Regions from separate parts of the Homo sapiens genome. Here region 2 is linked to region 1. A link is an interaction called in ENCODE POLR2A ChIA-PET data of the cell type or tissue named here. Cell type or tissue: Panc1. All regions are shown on one strand. Links, peaks and the distances in the headings refer to the core of each region. The heading gives the core; the rest is flanking DNA. Region 1 overlaps GNA12 (G protein subunit alpha 12). Region 2 overlaps AMZ1 (archaelysin family metallopeptidase 1).

What was found. Peaks named below come from ENCODE experiments on the same cell type or tissue, not always from the same donor. Only the 100,000 strongest peaks of a DNase experiment are listed, where the experiment ranks them.
Region 2: POLR2A ChIA-PET joins it to region 1 with 8 read pairs; 6 of 35 experiments call an interaction of 5 or more read pairs at or near these places.

Annotation. Positions count from the first base shown.
Region 1 is chr7:2,777,447-2,780,357 of GRCh38, reverse strand. All of the region lies in intron 2 of GNA12 (G protein subunit alpha 12), which reads left to right. Among named protein-coding and RNA genes, the nearest start is that of GNA12, 65 kb to the left of the region's middle. In Panc1, for the core only: no CTCF peak of the experiment used is centred there; no DNase peak of the experiment used is centred there; H3K27ac peaks cover 844 bases.
Region 2 is chr7:2,713,517-2,716,358 of GRCh38, reverse strand. AMZ1 (archaelysin family metallopeptidase 1) reads right to left here. Exons shown (of 7, transcript NM_001384743.1): 7 at 1-2,842. Among named protein-coding and RNA genes, the nearest start is that of AMZ1, 27 kb to the right of the region's middle. RefSeq lists an enhancer at 733-782. In Panc1, for the core only: a CTCF peak has its summit at 2,788; no DNase peak of the experiment used is centred there.

The DNA of each region.
Region 1 (2,911 bases), core at 273-2,772:
CAGATCAATATGCAAAGATTATTTGCAAGGATGTTTATTGTATTGCTTATAAAAACAAAAAGGAAACAACCTAATTATTCACTGGTAGGGGTTGGTTGACTAAACTGGAATACTGACCATGTGATAGAATATTGTCCAGCGGTTAGAAAAGCTGAGAGAGAACTCTCTATGTTGACATGGAAAGAAGTCCCTGACGCATCAAGTGAAAAAGTGAGGTAAGTAGCAAAATATATATCCTGTTTCTGTTTAGAAGGGAAAACAGGCATATATATATATATATATATATATATATATATATATATATATGTACACAGAAATGTGTAAAAAACTAGTACGTGGTGTAAGTACATCCACTGAGCTACCTCAGTTGTTCTATTTTTCTTATTTTTATATATGTTTATGAAAACATTCACTTTCTAAATTATTTTTATTTTTAACTGTGGCCAAAACATGTATTATTCGCCAAGCCTGCTGGCTCACTCCTGTAATCCCACCACTTTGGGAGGCTGAGGTGGGCAGATCACATGAGGCCAGGAGTTTGAGACTAGCCTGGCCAACACAGCAGAACCCCATCTCTACTAAAAATACAAAAATTATCCAGGCGTGGTGGTACATGTCTGTAATCCAGCCACTCAGGAGGCTGCAGCATGAGAATCACTTGAACCCCGGAGGCTGAAGTTGTAGTGAGCCAAGATCACACCACTGCACTCCAACCTGGGTGACAGAGCAAGACTCTGTCTTAAAAAAGTTAAAAAGTTTTTAAAAATGAAGTGTTTTTATAATCAGAAAAGGCCATGAGAACAATTTTAGAGTGAATTATAAAAATTACTGTGACAGGAATTTTTTTTTTTTGAGAGTCTCACTCTGTCTCCCAGGCTGGAGTGTAGTAGCGTGATCATAGCTCACTGTAGCCTCGAACTCGCAGGTTCAAGCAATTCTCCCACTTCAGTCTCTCGAGTAACTAGAACTACCGGTGTGCACCACCACACCCAACTTATTTATTTATTTATGAGACAGGGTCTGGCTCTGTCACCCAAGCTGGATTATAGTGGCGCAATCTTGTTTCACTGCAACCTCTGCCTCCTGGGCTCAAGCATTCCTCACGTCAGCCTCCTGAGTAGCTGGGGGACTACAGGCATGCCACCACATCAGGCTTTTTAATTTTTTGTAGAGAAACAGCCATGTTGCCCAGGCTGGGGTCAAACTCCTGGGCTCAAGTGATTCACCCGCCTTGGCCTCCCAGAATGCTAGTATTACAGGCAGGAGCCACCACGCCCAGCCTCAGCTAATTTAATTTTATTTTTTGTAGAGATAGTCTCACTGTGAAGCAGTCTTCTTGCCTCGGCCTCCCATAAAGTTTATGTATTATTCCTGAAAGAAGGCTTACAGTTGAAATAATTCTGGTTAAATATAACGTACCCTTAATCTGAAAGTTTCAAAGGGTGGTAGTATCAACCCCATTCCCCATCCACTTTTACCAGATTTCAACAAATTTAATCAGCTTCCACAAGAACTGAGTAAAGCCCAGGGAATGAGAAGAGCCCTGGACTCTCACCATTTTCGCTACATATTATTGAAGCTTCAGTCCTTAGCTATCAAGGAAGGCGGTATTAATACCCTCCTTTTAGACTGACTCTGAGAGATGTGAAAACATCTAGCACCATGCTTAGCAAGTAGTATTTGTTTACCTACCTGGCTCTCTGATTTTGAATTTCTTTTGTGCTCAGCAGTGGGCTATGAGCTATAGGAGGAACGATTTTCTTCCATTCATCTCCCTGAGAGCCAGGGGTCTGAACTCCTGAAGTAGGGGCCTGTATTACCCAACTTGTGGAGAGATGATCACAATTTAGCCTCCAGCTCTATGTAAGTAGGGAGCTGTTGGTGTGAGTGTCATGGAAGAAATCAGACTTTAACTTGGGTGGTTTTGAATGAAAGATGAAATTCTCAAAAGAGATAGGAGGGAGGTGGCACAGATGGGCTGATGCAATCCATAAGTGGTGATCGGAGACTCAGAAGCCAGCCTGCTCTTGTGAAAAAGCAAGGCCTGCCCTATTCTGGCTGTTCTTAGGAGAGGTTTTGTGAGAATTTTGCGTTTAAGCCAAATGAAATGCTTGATTTATTAAGTTGTTATGACTTTTTTCTTTTCTCTTTTTGAAAAAATTGTGGCGAAATATGCTTTTTTTTAAGTCTCTTCTCACTAAACCTTCTAGCAGACCAGTATTAACAACTGGACACATGTATCCCAGCGAGTCTTTGGAAAAGACTATGCCGCTAAGGCGGCATAGTGTAGCTCGTGTTTGAGCATTTCCTCGGAGACATTCCTGTGATGTGAGTGCAGTTGTGATTTGCTGTTTGGTAAATAGGAGATTGAAAGGCCCTCCTCTTCTGAAGTTGGAAGACATCTTTGCTGGGATCACCAGGGACACCTCACAAGTTTTAGTTGATCTTTTTAAAATTTCCTTGCTTATGAGTTCAAGGTTTAGAAACAAATCTGAGTTTATTTATGAGCCTTTCACATCTGAGTGGGCAGATTCCCCAGGAGTAGTATTTTCATCATGTTTTCTGTCTTAGCTGGAGCTGCCATAACAGTTCCACACACTGTGTGGCTTGAAAACAGACATATATTTTTCACAGTTCAGAGGCTGTGAACCCAAGATCAAGGTGCTGGCCGGTGGGGTTCCTGGTGAGGGCTCTCTTCCTGACTTGCAGACAGCCACCTTCCTGCTGCTTCCTCACATGGTGGAGAGAGAGAGAAGCTCTGATGTCTCTCCGTCTTCTTATAAGGGCACTAATCAGGTCATGCTCCCACCTATGACCTCTTCTAACCCTAATCACCTCCCAAAGACCCCACCTCCAGATACCATCCCACTGGGAATTAGGGATAGGAATTTGGGGAGGCACAGCCATTCCA
Region 2 (2,842 bases), core at 323-2,822, 64 kb after region 1:
GAGTCAGGATGCTGCTTCTCCCCTCTCCCCACTCTGACAATGAGTTTGGGCTTTTTGGGGAGGAAGAGAGGGAAAAGAATGAGATTTCGGAAGAGGACTGCGGGGCTGCCTGAAGAGAGATTTGCCTCAGAGGGGACACTGCTTCTCACCCCTTCATCATAGCATGGCTGTGACGTGGGAGTGTGTATTCTAGCCACTTCAGAAGGCATGTGTTAGCTTCCCCAGACTCATCGCACACACAGCAATACAGATAACATCTGTCATGACCTGAAACTATTTTTAGCTCCATGAGGCCCCGCTGACTTGGCTTACCAAGATGGGTGAGGCTCTCCGAAGAGAGGTCATCGTCAAGCTGGAAGACCCATCCTTGTGAATGCAGGGGCTTCTGACAGATGAGACGAGAAAGCAATTCAGTGGACTTTGCACGTGTTTAAAAACTGAAAGAACCGTGGCCCTGTGTGTCTTGGAAACCATCATCTCTAAATTTAATCTCAGTTCAACTTCTGCAGCACTTAAGTTTAGAAAGATTCGTGAGCTGTGACCTTCCTCGAGAAGGCAGCCCTCATTCTCTCTCCTCTGCCTTGCGTCTTTCCTGGTGACTGTCCCAAGTCACTCTTCACCACAGCACAGACAGAACCTGGGGCTAACACGGGGGAGAGGAGGGAAACCAATTTCTCTTCCTCAAAGTTGCATTTCAAAACAGTCCTTCTAACAGCTGTCTTAAAAAATTTCACTGACATCTGCAAGTTGGTAAACGCTGCGGATAAAAGGAGTTTTTTTTAGTGGTTTGCTCCTTCCCACTTCAAAACGCTTTTTTGGGACACACATCACAGCTGAGGGTCAAAGGACACGGGTACAGAGAGCGCCGAGGCTTTGGTCATAACCCCAGTGGGCTCCCACCCTCAGCATGAGCCAGGCATTCTATTTTTATCACCTCTGTTTAATCTCGCATCACTCCAGCGGTTAACCTTTTGCAGAAGATGAAGGAAATCGGAAAACAGGTCAGGCCACCTCGCAGGTGCACCAGCCAAATCCCCACAGTGAACGCCGAGTGGGGCTGACTGACTGTTCATGAATGGCCACAGCAATATTGTGTTGTCTCACATTCCCTGCCACGTCCCCTCCCCGTGAACCTGGGGTGGGGTCCTTGTCACTGCCGCCGTGGAGTGCAGGAAAGGTGACGCTCTGTGACGTGAGGCCGAGTTAGGAAAGGCCACAGAGCTTCCATCTGACCCTCCCGATGTCCACCTTAGGAGGGCAACCGCCATATTGTGAGGAAGCCCAGGTCCCTTTCTGAAAGTGACCCTCTTTTTTTCGTCTCCCCTCTTTATTCTGGCACAGTTACCTCCCAGGTCACTGTCATGCCCTTTAGAAGCCATGCAAAAGAGAAGGGTATGGATGAAGGTCCTAATGCTACATCTGAGCTTCTCTGAAATCAACACATACTTGTCCCTTTGCATTTTCCGGGACTGGGACCAGGAGCCTGCTGTCTGGCTCTGGCTGCCCTGTTTGTCGGGTTTCCTCACGGTATGGCAGCTGCCTTCCTAAGAAGATGCCCCTCCTCCATGGAGAGTCTCACGTGGGCAGGAACCAAGGCCTGAGATTCCCAGCCAAATTCCACTTGGCAGCCGTGTGAACGAACACTCCAGTCGAGCCACAGGGGCAAACCGTCTCCACCGAGCTCTGCCCAAGTTACAGATTCATGAGCTAGACTGTGGTGATTTTAAGCCACTAAGTTTTGGGTGGTTGTTTGCAGCAACAGCCACCAGGCTCCGGCTTTCACCTTCTGTTACTGCAGGGTGCTCTGCCGGCACCTTCCATTGGTCACTTTCTGAAAGGCCTAGCTCTTCATCTCCCCTCCCAGGTCACTGTTACGCCTTTTTGAAGCTACGCAAAAGAGAACGGGACGAAGATCCTAATGCTACTTCTGAGCTGCATCTTTGCTTCTCTGAAGTCAACACGGAGTGGGACCAGGACCGGGAGCCTTCAGTCGGCCTCCACCAATGTCAGATTCACAAGGAAGCCTCAGCCCACCTCACCTGCATAGCCCTTCTAGTTTTAGTTTTGTATTTTGTTTTTCTTAGAAGCCCTCCATAACCGTGTGAGCCACCCACCCACAAAAGGTCCAAGCTGCCCTGTTCTTGCCTCTCTCCAGATGAGGGTGCGCGAGCTGTGACCCCGCCCTCGTCACTCCGAAGGGATTCCGCTGTCAGAACCGGAAGTCTCTCTCCCAGAGACCCTCCACCACAGGCTGAGGGGGTACGTGTGACAATAAAAGGGTCAATTCCTCAGGAAGACACAACAATCAAATGTGCAGGGACGTAAAGGAGCTTCAAAGTGCAGGAAGCAAAATCCGGCAAAACTAAAGGGAGACAGATCAAACGCCCAGCCATGGCAATAATACCCCTCTCTCAGCAACTGACAGAACTAGACCGAAAAAAAAAGGAAAGACAGATCATCTGATCACCACCTCCAGCTACTTGGTACTGACAGCGCGGCCACCTTTGCCAAGAAACTGTCCCAAAAACATCACCACAGTTGATCTTCCCCACGGTGAGCTGTAGCCGCCTCAGGAATAAGGGGGCCTCTGCCCTCAGTGCACGTCAGACACCCTCACCTCCTGCAGTGTTTGTCAGAAGAGATGCCTGGAGAGCCCCGGTGAAGTCCGTCAGGATCAGGATGCTGTTAGCGCCACAGAACGTGACAGTGTGTGTGTGCATGTGGTTGACGCCTGAGATGATAGAGACAAAACCCCGTCACTTCCCCGTTAGGGAGGAGACTCAGCCTTGGAAGCTGGGTGGCAGTGTGGAGCCTGTGTGCCCCCGGGGTCACTCCTCATCTG